Regions from separate parts of the Mus musculus genome. Here region 2 is linked to region 1. The links are chromatin loops, found by intact Hi-C in ENCODE. Cell type or tissue: heart. All regions are shown on one strand.

Region 1 (5,000 bases):
TTTTATCCTCCTTATCTTAAGCCCCCGTCAAGATCAAACTCACTCGAGCATTCACATCCACAATTGAATCTCACCAGCTTTTTTTCTTTAAGTTAACATCAGTTCAAACTCTCCCTACTGCTTCTGTCAATAGATCTTTTAAAGGCAGGCATTAGAGTTAAGTTTGCCTTTAGTGTTTTCCCCCCACACTGCATAACGTTGAGCCCAAGGGCTTCTTTTAATAGGCATTAGTTAAGGCCTAGAATTGGGTAGACATTTGTGAAGGAGACTTGAAGTTTGGAACAGAATTGGTCTTTATAGCTTTTCCATGGGGGGAAATCTTCTTAGGAGAATAAAGGCTGCCTGCTAATCTGCTACCATCTGGAGAATGAAGAAGCCAGAGGTTGTTGGCACCAGGTCACATCCCTTATGTAAACTGTCAAATTCTTTTCATATTAATGGCATATTGAGTTTAATCTGAGGGGTATCAGACAGAGCTTATTTATTGATACTCTCTCTCTCTCTCTCTCTCTCTCTCTCTCTCTCTCCTCTTGCTGACATAGTTTCTAAGTATTGTTACAATATGAGAGTATTGTAACACAGTGTAGCTTAAAAAAAAAAAAACCAGAACAAGGTTGGCTTCCTGAGAGATGGCGGACTTCCCTTGTGCTAGCACATGGCTTACTGTTGTGATGTTTGCAGAGGTGAATAACCTTCTCCACGGCTTGTCCAGCTGATAGCCACTGTACTTACCCCACATTTGAAATAAAGAGAGGCTGATTCTGGCTTTCCTAGAGAATGCATGTGTGAACATGGATGTGCAGTTTGGAGCCTTTGGACACGTGGAGCAACTGAAGTCATCCCAAGTCTTATGGGGGTCATCTACTGTCTAAGTGGTAACCAGTAAAAGTTCTTTGCATTTGAACATAATTATGAGAACCTCTGGCTTCCTGTAGACACAGGGTCAGGTAAACTACAGGTGTCTTGATAACTCTATTCAGAGAAGAATTATTCCCCAAACGGGTACAGATTGATCGGGTTCATTGTAAAATTGCTCAGTTCCCCCCTCTTATAAATAAAAATCAGCCCACATTGTCATTCTCACAGCTTTTGGTAGGTAAACATTTCCCTCATCAAGCTATTCCTGGGGATGCCTGCCTACAGGACCAGCTAAGGCAAGAGGTGAATAAAATACACTCTTGAATTAAATATTGTCCCACATCGGACATGGGGACAAAAACACACCTGACGGTCAGCAAGCGTTCTTCGAACTAGCACATACAAGGATAACTATAAACTGTTTCATTTGGGTAGTCTTCCACTTGCAGAAGAAACACAAAGAACTGAAAACTAAAAATTTCAGCAAACTGGATCCAATAAAGAGCAAACAACCCGTTTCGATGTATGGCAGTGTCTTTAAAATTCAGAAATAAGGGATCCCCCCCCCACCCCCCCCACCCCCGGTCCTGTATTCCATGGGCGTTTCTTCTTACCCCTTGGTTTCGTATGTAAACTAGAAAATGAAAACCAGACCCAGTGACCCAAAGGGGATGAAGCATGTTTGTTTTGTCTATTATATTTCTCTGCTCACGCCTAGATGCCTTGCATCCCTGTCCCCCGTGTTTGAAGTCGAGAGCTGGGAACAGACATGAGATTGAGGTCCCAGGGGGAAGCCAAGTTCAGCCTGAGCTGGTGAACTCTCGGAGACTAAGGGCATATAACTCCGAGCTAAAGACGCTCAAGTATGACGTTTCTGTCAGGAGTGCAGAGACCCGTGTGCCTCCACAAACAGGTTTTCTTTGTGGTAGTCTGAACCAGCTGAGCGCCGTGGCAATTTTCCTTGAGTAACTAGTTCCAATGGACGACAGCGAGTTTAAACACGAGCCCCAGATTACAAAGTGTTTTCTGCCCAAAGTGTTTTGCTGGAATTTTTTTTGGGGGGGGGGAGACGACGGGGGGGGGTAGTGTGCCAATATTGTGAAACATTAGCAGGGTTTTGTAAGAGGCCAAACATAGGACAAAATAGGTGAGAGGGGAAAGCGGAGACACTGGAAGAGCAGCTCATGAAAAAATGTCTGTGCACCTAGTAGCTCGCAAAGAAATAGGGGGTAAGTGGGGGATGGCGTGGGAACACAAGGCTGATTTTAGGTCACTCGCTGGCAAGGTGTTCTGTCTACTGTTCGAATGGGTTTTAATCCTAGGCTGCTGTGTCATGTGCTTGGGACCTTAAGTAATTACTATTAAGAATGTCACAATAAACCGGAGCCATTAGAAGGATAGTGGAGATTTAGTCCCATAGTCAAGCGCTATAAACATGTGAGTGTAATTTAGGAATCCTTTCTGCGGCTGGGCCCCATAAAATGGCCTCTTTCCTCCCTGGCTTTCCAACGTCTCACCTGCAAAGCAGTAATCAGCGTAGTCATTCTTTCCAGCCGCCTTGTAATTTATCTGACTGCAGAGAACCGTGACGGAGGTAGATTGTGGTTGGGGCGGTGACCCGCACCTTTTGCTCTTTTTGTGTGCTTTGCGAGGGACTCGCCCATCTAACCCTGCCGGATTCTCTGTGCTGTGCAAGCAATTCTGCCTTCTCTGGAGAGAGACCAAGAGGCGGAGTTCAGAGTGGCGGCCAGCAGGGGGCGCCCTTGCCAGATAAGAACAGTTTTTTTTTTTTTTTTCTTCCCCCAATACCAACATAGCACAAACATCACACAGTCGCTATCCTGTCCTTTTAAATTAATTTGGCTCAAGATTGGCCCCCAGAAACATTTTGCTTTGTGTTCCCAGCTCCCGGGCCACACCTGTCTGACAAGTTCTTCCACATCACTGTTTCCAGCTTCCATCACCTTAGCTGCCAAATGGTCACCTTTTACTTAGAAACTGGAGAGTGGTTTTTTTTCTCTCTTTCTATATCACAGGTCAAGCTGAAGGGCACAGTCACCTGCAGGGAATGGGACCAAGTATGTTCACTGAGCATTTTGCTGTTTTACATGAGCTCACCAAGAAAGAATGTCTCTACGAGGGAAGGAAAAACCTGTTTCCTTAGAGTGGCCCACAGCTTGTTTTCTCTTGTCAGGGTGATAGCTCTTTGGTTCCTGCCAGTGGGTATACACTGGGAAAGGTGGGAAAAGATCCTGAAAATTCCAGGGGTGGGCGATTCTTCTAGCTGGGAGGACAGTGTCTGATTCCTAAGGGTGACTCAGTACAGTAATTCTGACAGTCTAAACAGCACGCACACACACAAATACATGAGTGTGAATGTGTGGTAGATGACAGTCTATCAGGGTGGTGACTAGAGGAAGCATTTTGTTTCTTAAAAGCTTGGCTTCCATGAACTTGGTGCTGGACCTTTATTGGATAAAGTCCTCCCACCCAGCCAGACAGCCAGACGTCTGCACAGGAAGAGTTCCCAGTGCACACCAGGGCCTGTTACCACAATCTAATGCTTTATCGGGAGAGCCTTTTCTCGACTGCCCGAGCCACTAGGATCCTGTGCCCTCTGCTCTGCTGGAGGACGAGCTGCCCTGACACTAGAACGACTGCCACTCTGGCTGAGGTGAGGTGGAGGGCAGAACCTGCAGCAGGGGATGCTGTACTCTGCTTCAGGCTCTGAGCCCTCCTCTGCTCCCCATCCTCTGAGGCTGGCTCCAGTTTTCAGCTAGTCCTCAGGCAGCCGTGATTCGCAAATCACTGCTTCCTGTTACACATTCTAAAAGGGAAAGAACACAAGGACCTTGAGAGCAGGTACTTAGCGCCGAGGCAGCAAGGTGAACTCATTGAGTCTCGGGTAGCTTTCAGGAGTCTGTGCGCAGTGAGTTTGTTCAGATGTTTAGTAGTTGGCAGTTATTTGAGGACATGACGTTTTCTTGCTTTTCAGCCCCTTGCAAGTCTTTAACCATTTCAGCTATCTAAAGAGAGAGTCACAACTCCTTTATCTGTTGGTTCTAGTTTGCTCATGTAAATGGCCTGGTTAAGGTAGTCACACATGTGCAAAATAAGGCCTCAGAATTAGTTTACTAAAAAAAAAAAAAAAAAAGAATGGCATTTATTTTCTGTCCCGGCACCCTGCTACTAACAGAGTCATTTAATGCCTGCTTCTCAAGCTCTTCTTCATTTTAGAAGTCATCTTTAGATGATGTCTTTCCCTAAGCCTCATTGTTCATGAGTTATATTGTGAATCCATTTGGACACTGACCAGGAACTTGGTATAATTGCTCACACACAAGTAAAAGCTTTCTCTGTGTATTAATTAGTTGATATAAGGGATTAAGATGGTTACAGGAAAGGCCTTGCTGCTTCCCCGGGAATAGTTAGGCCAGGTGGGTGCCAAGGCTTTGTCCGATCCCATTTGCTCAGCAGGTTCCCTTGATGAAGGCACAGAACATGTACAGCAGCGGGACTCCATGAGGCAGGAAAACACAGGGTCTTTTGGATTCACTGTTTCTGTTGATATGAAATGTGGAGTATTAATCAAGACTAATTACAAGCACTGAGTTTAGAACAAACTGGAGGGCAGCTCAGGGCATGGTTATATCTGTAATCATGGGCTGTAAGGTACCAGGATAATTACTAGAAATTAGAGGTCCTTCAGTTTTGGGTCTTCTCAAAAATACAGGAAGAGTTTCTCTCCCCTACCAGGAGCTGGGCCTCTGCTCTGAACTTGTGTTAAACAGATACAACATCTTTGAAATATGCCTTACACACACTGTGTCAAAATTTAGAAGTTATAGAAAGAATCCAGATAGTTCTAGCCTATCCTTCTCCTCTTTTGAACTTGAAATAAAAGTTGGAATATATTTGGTTGGGGTAGAATTTAATAGTTCAGTGCCCTTTACTCAAAGACTGTTTCGTGGAATATTATATTTTTTTAAAAAGAAAATATCTACAGTCTTTTATATGAATAAGTTTACCATCACGTCTTTTATTTGAAAAACAGTAGTGTGTAATTGTTTCACAGTGTGGGTTTCAGACTGTAGCTGCCATTTCTGTGGTGGCCCCTGTGTTTTTAGAGGAACCTCCACATG
Region 2 (5,000 bases), 330 kb after region 1:
CGAACTTCTCATGCCCCGGAACGCATATTAGCCTTGTTTACATTTTTGTTTGATGATGCCTTTTAAAAAAATGTACCATTCAGGACCCAGGATAGCTTGGTGACTTTGATGATCTATCTAGTAATCAGTGCTGTCTCGGCCTGAAGGAAGTTGATGATTTATAACTTTCCAGCACAGTTCAGTTTCAGTGATAATCCATCAAAGCCTTCAGCATTCTTCTCAGACCCCAGTCTCAGCGCAGTCTGACAAGATGCATTGGTCTTTGAAAACTGACCCTCAAGGCCATGCAATTCTCTCGAGAGTATGTATCAATGCAGCGCTCAGGATAGACATCCCCAAATATCGAGGGTAGGTGCTACTCTCAGAGAACAAGTATCATTGTAGATATCGATAGGGAAAGAGAGGTTCTGTATTGTTAGAACACAAATGTAGTAAGTGATATATAATCACACCGGTCTAATATGATTTGTGGATCCAAAGTAGCTTTTAAACTTGTTCTCATTTAGACAGCAAATCTGTGCCAACTATTTGTTATGGTCCTTTCTCCTGTTTGGATCACCTCAAATCGATTTTGTAGGTTAAAAACCAGAAAGTGTTGTCTAGAGGAAGTGACTGAAAACAACTTATATTTGTGGAACAATTCTGGTGATTAGCGATAAGTGAATGATTGAATGCTTTATAAAGTGAAAATTTACAAGGGGTGGACTTTATATCTGTATTCAGTAGGATTCCCATGATAGCTGAGTGAGTGGAGAAAAGAATTCTGGATAAAAATCACAGAATCTGCACTTTGGGGGGCTGCAGAGTGTGGGGACCTACTGTGTGGAGACCTGTACCTCTGCTGGTATGGACAATGATGACGAAAGGCAGGGGAGGAGTGGGGTAGTCAGGAACACTGATTTGGAAAGGGAAAGCCAGGAAAAAATGGCGGATGCCCAAGAATGCCTTTAGGGCAGTCTCTGTAGAGCTTTGTGCAAACATGTGACAAAATTCATCATCAAGATCTATATAATCCTTCAGTGATCTGGTGGTCGGACAGCCTTGTATTATATATGGTGTAATATAGAAAACTCCAAATGAGATTTAGGTATGTTCTAGCTATCGTGCATGGATACTGCCTACAAAAAAATTACGAAAAAATGTTCTGAATACCTTAAACAAAGCTAGATGTTGTCACTCAGTAGCACCATCTATGCTTTCTGGTTTATGCAGACAAGAGTAAAAGGAGGATTGTATTCTTTCAATACTTCAGTGTGGGAAACAGAGATTTTGCAAGATGTCATCTCACAAAATAGGAACTTATAGGGAAGTTCCTTTTAAGGCCTTTCGGGACATGTATGTAATTCCACAAAATACACATGGGTAGGAATACAGCCGAGAGGAAGAGCTGTGGATGTTTCAAATGGGATTTAGAGCTGTATTGAAACAGGAGGAATGACTCAGTATTAATAGTCACGAAAGATACCCAGGCTGAACTTGGAGTCTATAGTACATTTTTAGATTACGAATCAATCAAATGTGTCCAGATAGGAGCTGACTGAATGGGCTTAGCTTTCTTATCACTTAAGGGATCACACCTTCAGGTGATCTCACCTCTTAGAGTAGGAAGGCCAATAGATGCCAACAAGAATCCGAGAAAGTTGAGTGTCCACCAACTGGAAGTTGAGGTCAACGGGTTAGAGAGATAGTTGCTGAGGAAGAGACTGCAGGTCAGAAGGGGAGAGGAGAGGAAAAAGTATTTGTAGTCTGTGGAAGTAAGAGCCTTCCCTGCATCTCTGATCTTTAATAATTAATTAAAGATTGCTTTTTTTTTCAGCAAAGCCTGCAGGGTGACATGCTGTTCCTAGGATGGATTTAGTTTCTCAACTGGGACGATGGGTGCTGTCCTGGTATGTGAAGAAACAGTCCCTTGTGGGGGTACATCTAGGGCTACCAGGCTAGGGTTTGCAGTATTCTGTTAGTTGGTTTGAGATTAATGGCTGAAGGTCAACGAAGGAAGCCTTAAAAGTTCCCTTGTGAACAACAGGCTGAGGATTTCTTTTTAAATCAAAGCCAGTGGGCACCGCCAAGCAGAGGAAATTGGAACAGTTCTTGGAAAAGGAGGAGAGGTCAGTGAGAGCCATGCTTGGGTTCGTCTGTGGCCCTTGCCTTCCCTCACTAGATGAGAACAAATCTCAAGGGTCTTGGCTGTGACTGTGGGATGGGAATTAAGCCCGCTGTGAGCCCAGAGGTAGAAGCCAGCTCTCCTAGAAACTTGAGAAATTAGTCGGAGGTATAATGCCAGGGACTGGACTAAAGGTCTGTAAAAGTAGTTAGAAATGCCACTGAAACGGAACAAAGATAAATAGCCTCAGAGCAGGGAAGCGCCACCGGTTAAGTGAGCGTCTACAGACGTTCCAGCCACTTACTGATCCAAGCTCAACAGGAAATGCCATGTAGAGTAACTGAGATTCAGGGTTTGAACCGACAACTATGCATCAATGAACAGAAAAGACTTAGCTCTCAAGGCTGAGACTTAAATGAACTGCAACTCCGATCCATCCACCAGGGGGCAGTAAATTAAAGCCTGGTCCTCCAGGACTTGCTGAAGCAGATGTACCATTTCTTGGGAGCCTCTAGGATTTAATTTCCAAACCAAGGAGCCAAATATTTCTGCTTGAAGGAAAAAGAAAGCAACTCTGTCAAGCCTCAGGACACAAAACCAAACTTTGGGCCTGAGATGAGGCATGTCCATGGAAGTTGGCCCGGTGTATGTGTGCTTCAGTCTCGTGGACTCTCATCCCCAGCCATTGAAGTCCTCTGATTGCAAATGTTGAAGAGCTGAGTAGGCACGTGTTGGACAATTTACCCTCTAGTTTAACTCAGGAGTGGCATAAAAATCACCCACACAGTGTTTTGCTTCTGTTTTAATTGTTTTTGTTGGTGTTATGAAGAACTTCTGTCACCATGTTGCTCAGAAATCTAAGAGCAAGAGACAATCCTCCTAGGGCCTCTGTGGTTTTAGCAAGGGGCTCCTCTTGACTGTCATCCTCCATGAGTATAATCATTCAGTGGGTATGTCTTCTCTGATCTCTCAAATCAGAATCACAAAAGTAGTTTATAGAGCCTTAGATCAATAACAGACCACGAGGGACTAAAACATTCCAGAGCCATGTAAAAATTCCAAAGAAATATGCCCTATGTTAGAAATCCACGGTCAGATATGGTTGCACACCAGGAAATACTTTATTCCTGCGTTTTCTTCTGAGTACACAATTTAGCTGATACTAATATTACCAGAGACAGAGATTGGAGAGGGATTGACAACCCATCGGAAACATGACAAGTGTTGTCCCTGGACTTGTTAACAGCAGCTTTGAGGGTCATGGTGCTTGAGAGATGACTCATGCTGTAAAAGTCAGCAAAGCAAAGAGAATAAAACTTGGTGTGAGATATCAGAACGGGAATAAGAGGAGCCATTGGGGTGCATGCACAGAAGTCATTTTAGTCTTTAAGAACATTGTCAAATAGTACTACCAGAGGATCCCGCAATACCTCTCCTGGGCATATATCCAGAAGATGTTCCAACTGGTAATAAGAACACATGCTCCACTATGTTCTTAGCAGCCTTATTTATAATAGCTAGAAGCTGGAAAGAACCCAGATGTCCCTCAACAGAGGAATGGATACAGAAAACGTGGTACATTTAAACAATGGAGTACTACTCAGCTATTAAAAAGAATGATTTTATGAAATTCTTAGGCAAATGGATGGATCTGGAGGATATCATCCTGAGTGATGTAACCCAATCACAAAAGAACTCACATGATATGCACTTACTGATAAGTGGATATTAGCCCAGAAACTTAGAATACCCAAGATACAGTTTGCAAAACACATGAAACTCAAGAAGAGCGAAGACCAAAGTTTGGACACTTTGCCCCTTCTTAGAATTGGGAACAAAACACCCATGGAAGGAGTAACAGAGACAAAGTTTGGAGCTGAGACAAAGGATGGACCATCCAGAGACTGCCCCACCTGGGGGTCCATCCCATAATCAGCCACCAAACTCGGACACTATTGCATAAGCCAGCAAGATTTTGCTGAAAGGAGCCTGATATAGCTGTCTCTTGTGAGGCTATGCCAGTGCCTGGCAAACACAGAAGTGGATGCTCACAGTCATCTATAGGATGGAACACAGGGTCCCCAATGGAGAAGCTAGAGAAAGCACCCAAGGAACTGAAGGTGTCTGCAACCCTATAGGTGGAACAACAATATGAACTAACCAGTACCCCCAGAGCTCCTGTCTCTAGCTGCATATGTAGCAGAAGATGGCCTAGAAGATATGTATAATGCCCGGGCAATGACAATAGATATTTGTGGAAAGTGTTTAGTATTAAAAAGAATATAATAGTGAATGTATACTGTGCATTTGTCATGTGTAAAGCACTGTCCTAAATGCTTATATATTTAACCTTTTAATATATTTGATTCATGTGATAATACTAGAGTGATCTATTAATGTTATTGTATTTTTTATTAAGAATAAAGTTTTCCTAGCAAGCCACCAGCATGCTTGGGTCTGCAGTGACCCTGTGCATCCCTAAAGTGCTTGCCAGAACAATTTTGAAGTTGGTTTGAGGCCTTGCCCTGGTCTTTCCAGGGCAAGGTTATAGAAATTTCAGACAATATGGCAGACACTTGCCACGTGGATAAATTACAAGCCGTCTAGGAAACCTAAGGTGCTGGAGCTAGAAGAGACTTGATGGCACTTCAGAGACCATCAGGCTGTTTTGTGGAACTTCCACCAAAGAGATACAGAAATGGAGACTAAGAAATGAGACTCCAGGGCTGCAGAGATAGATGGCTCAGTGGTTAAGAGTACTGACTGCTCTTCCAGAGGTCCTGAGTTCAGATCCTAGCATCCACATGGTGGCTCACAATTATCTGTAATGAGGATCTAATGCCCTCTTCTGGTGTGTCTGAAGACGGCGATGGTGTACTGACACACATGAAACAAA

The links. Hi-C counts contacts between places; a loop is a spot of excess contacts. Peaks named below come from ENCODE experiments on the same cell type or tissue, not always from the same donor. Only the 100,000 strongest peaks of a DNase experiment are listed, where the experiment ranks them.
Region 2: it touches region 1 in a loop (2.1-fold over the local background); 1 of 42 quality-filtered maps calls a loop at or near these places.

The regions. Positions count from the first base shown.
Region 1 is chr17:62,781,718-62,786,717 of GRCm38, reverse strand. All of the region lies in intron 1 of Efna5 (ephrin A5), which reads left to right. Gm52303 (a long non-coding RNA gene) reads right to left here. Exons shown (of 2, transcript XR_003952355.1): 1 at 2,376-5,000. Gm46583 (a long non-coding RNA gene) reads left to right here. Exons shown (of 2, transcript XR_001782160.2): 2 at 1-5,000. Among named protein-coding and RNA genes, the nearest start is that of Gm52303, 6.0 kb to the right of the region's middle. In heart, a CTCF peak has its summit at 2,589 (motif pointing right); DNase peaks (open chromatin) are centred at 2,557 and 3,517; H3K4me3 peaks cover 958 bases; H3K27ac peaks cover 1,678 bases.
Region 2 is chr17:62,456,657-62,461,656 of GRCm38, reverse strand. Gm25800 (a small nucleolar RNA gene) reads left to right here and starts at 4,537; the gene lies at 4,537-4,670. In heart, a CTCF peak has its summit at 2,543 (motif pointing right); a DNase peak (open chromatin) is centred at 2,556.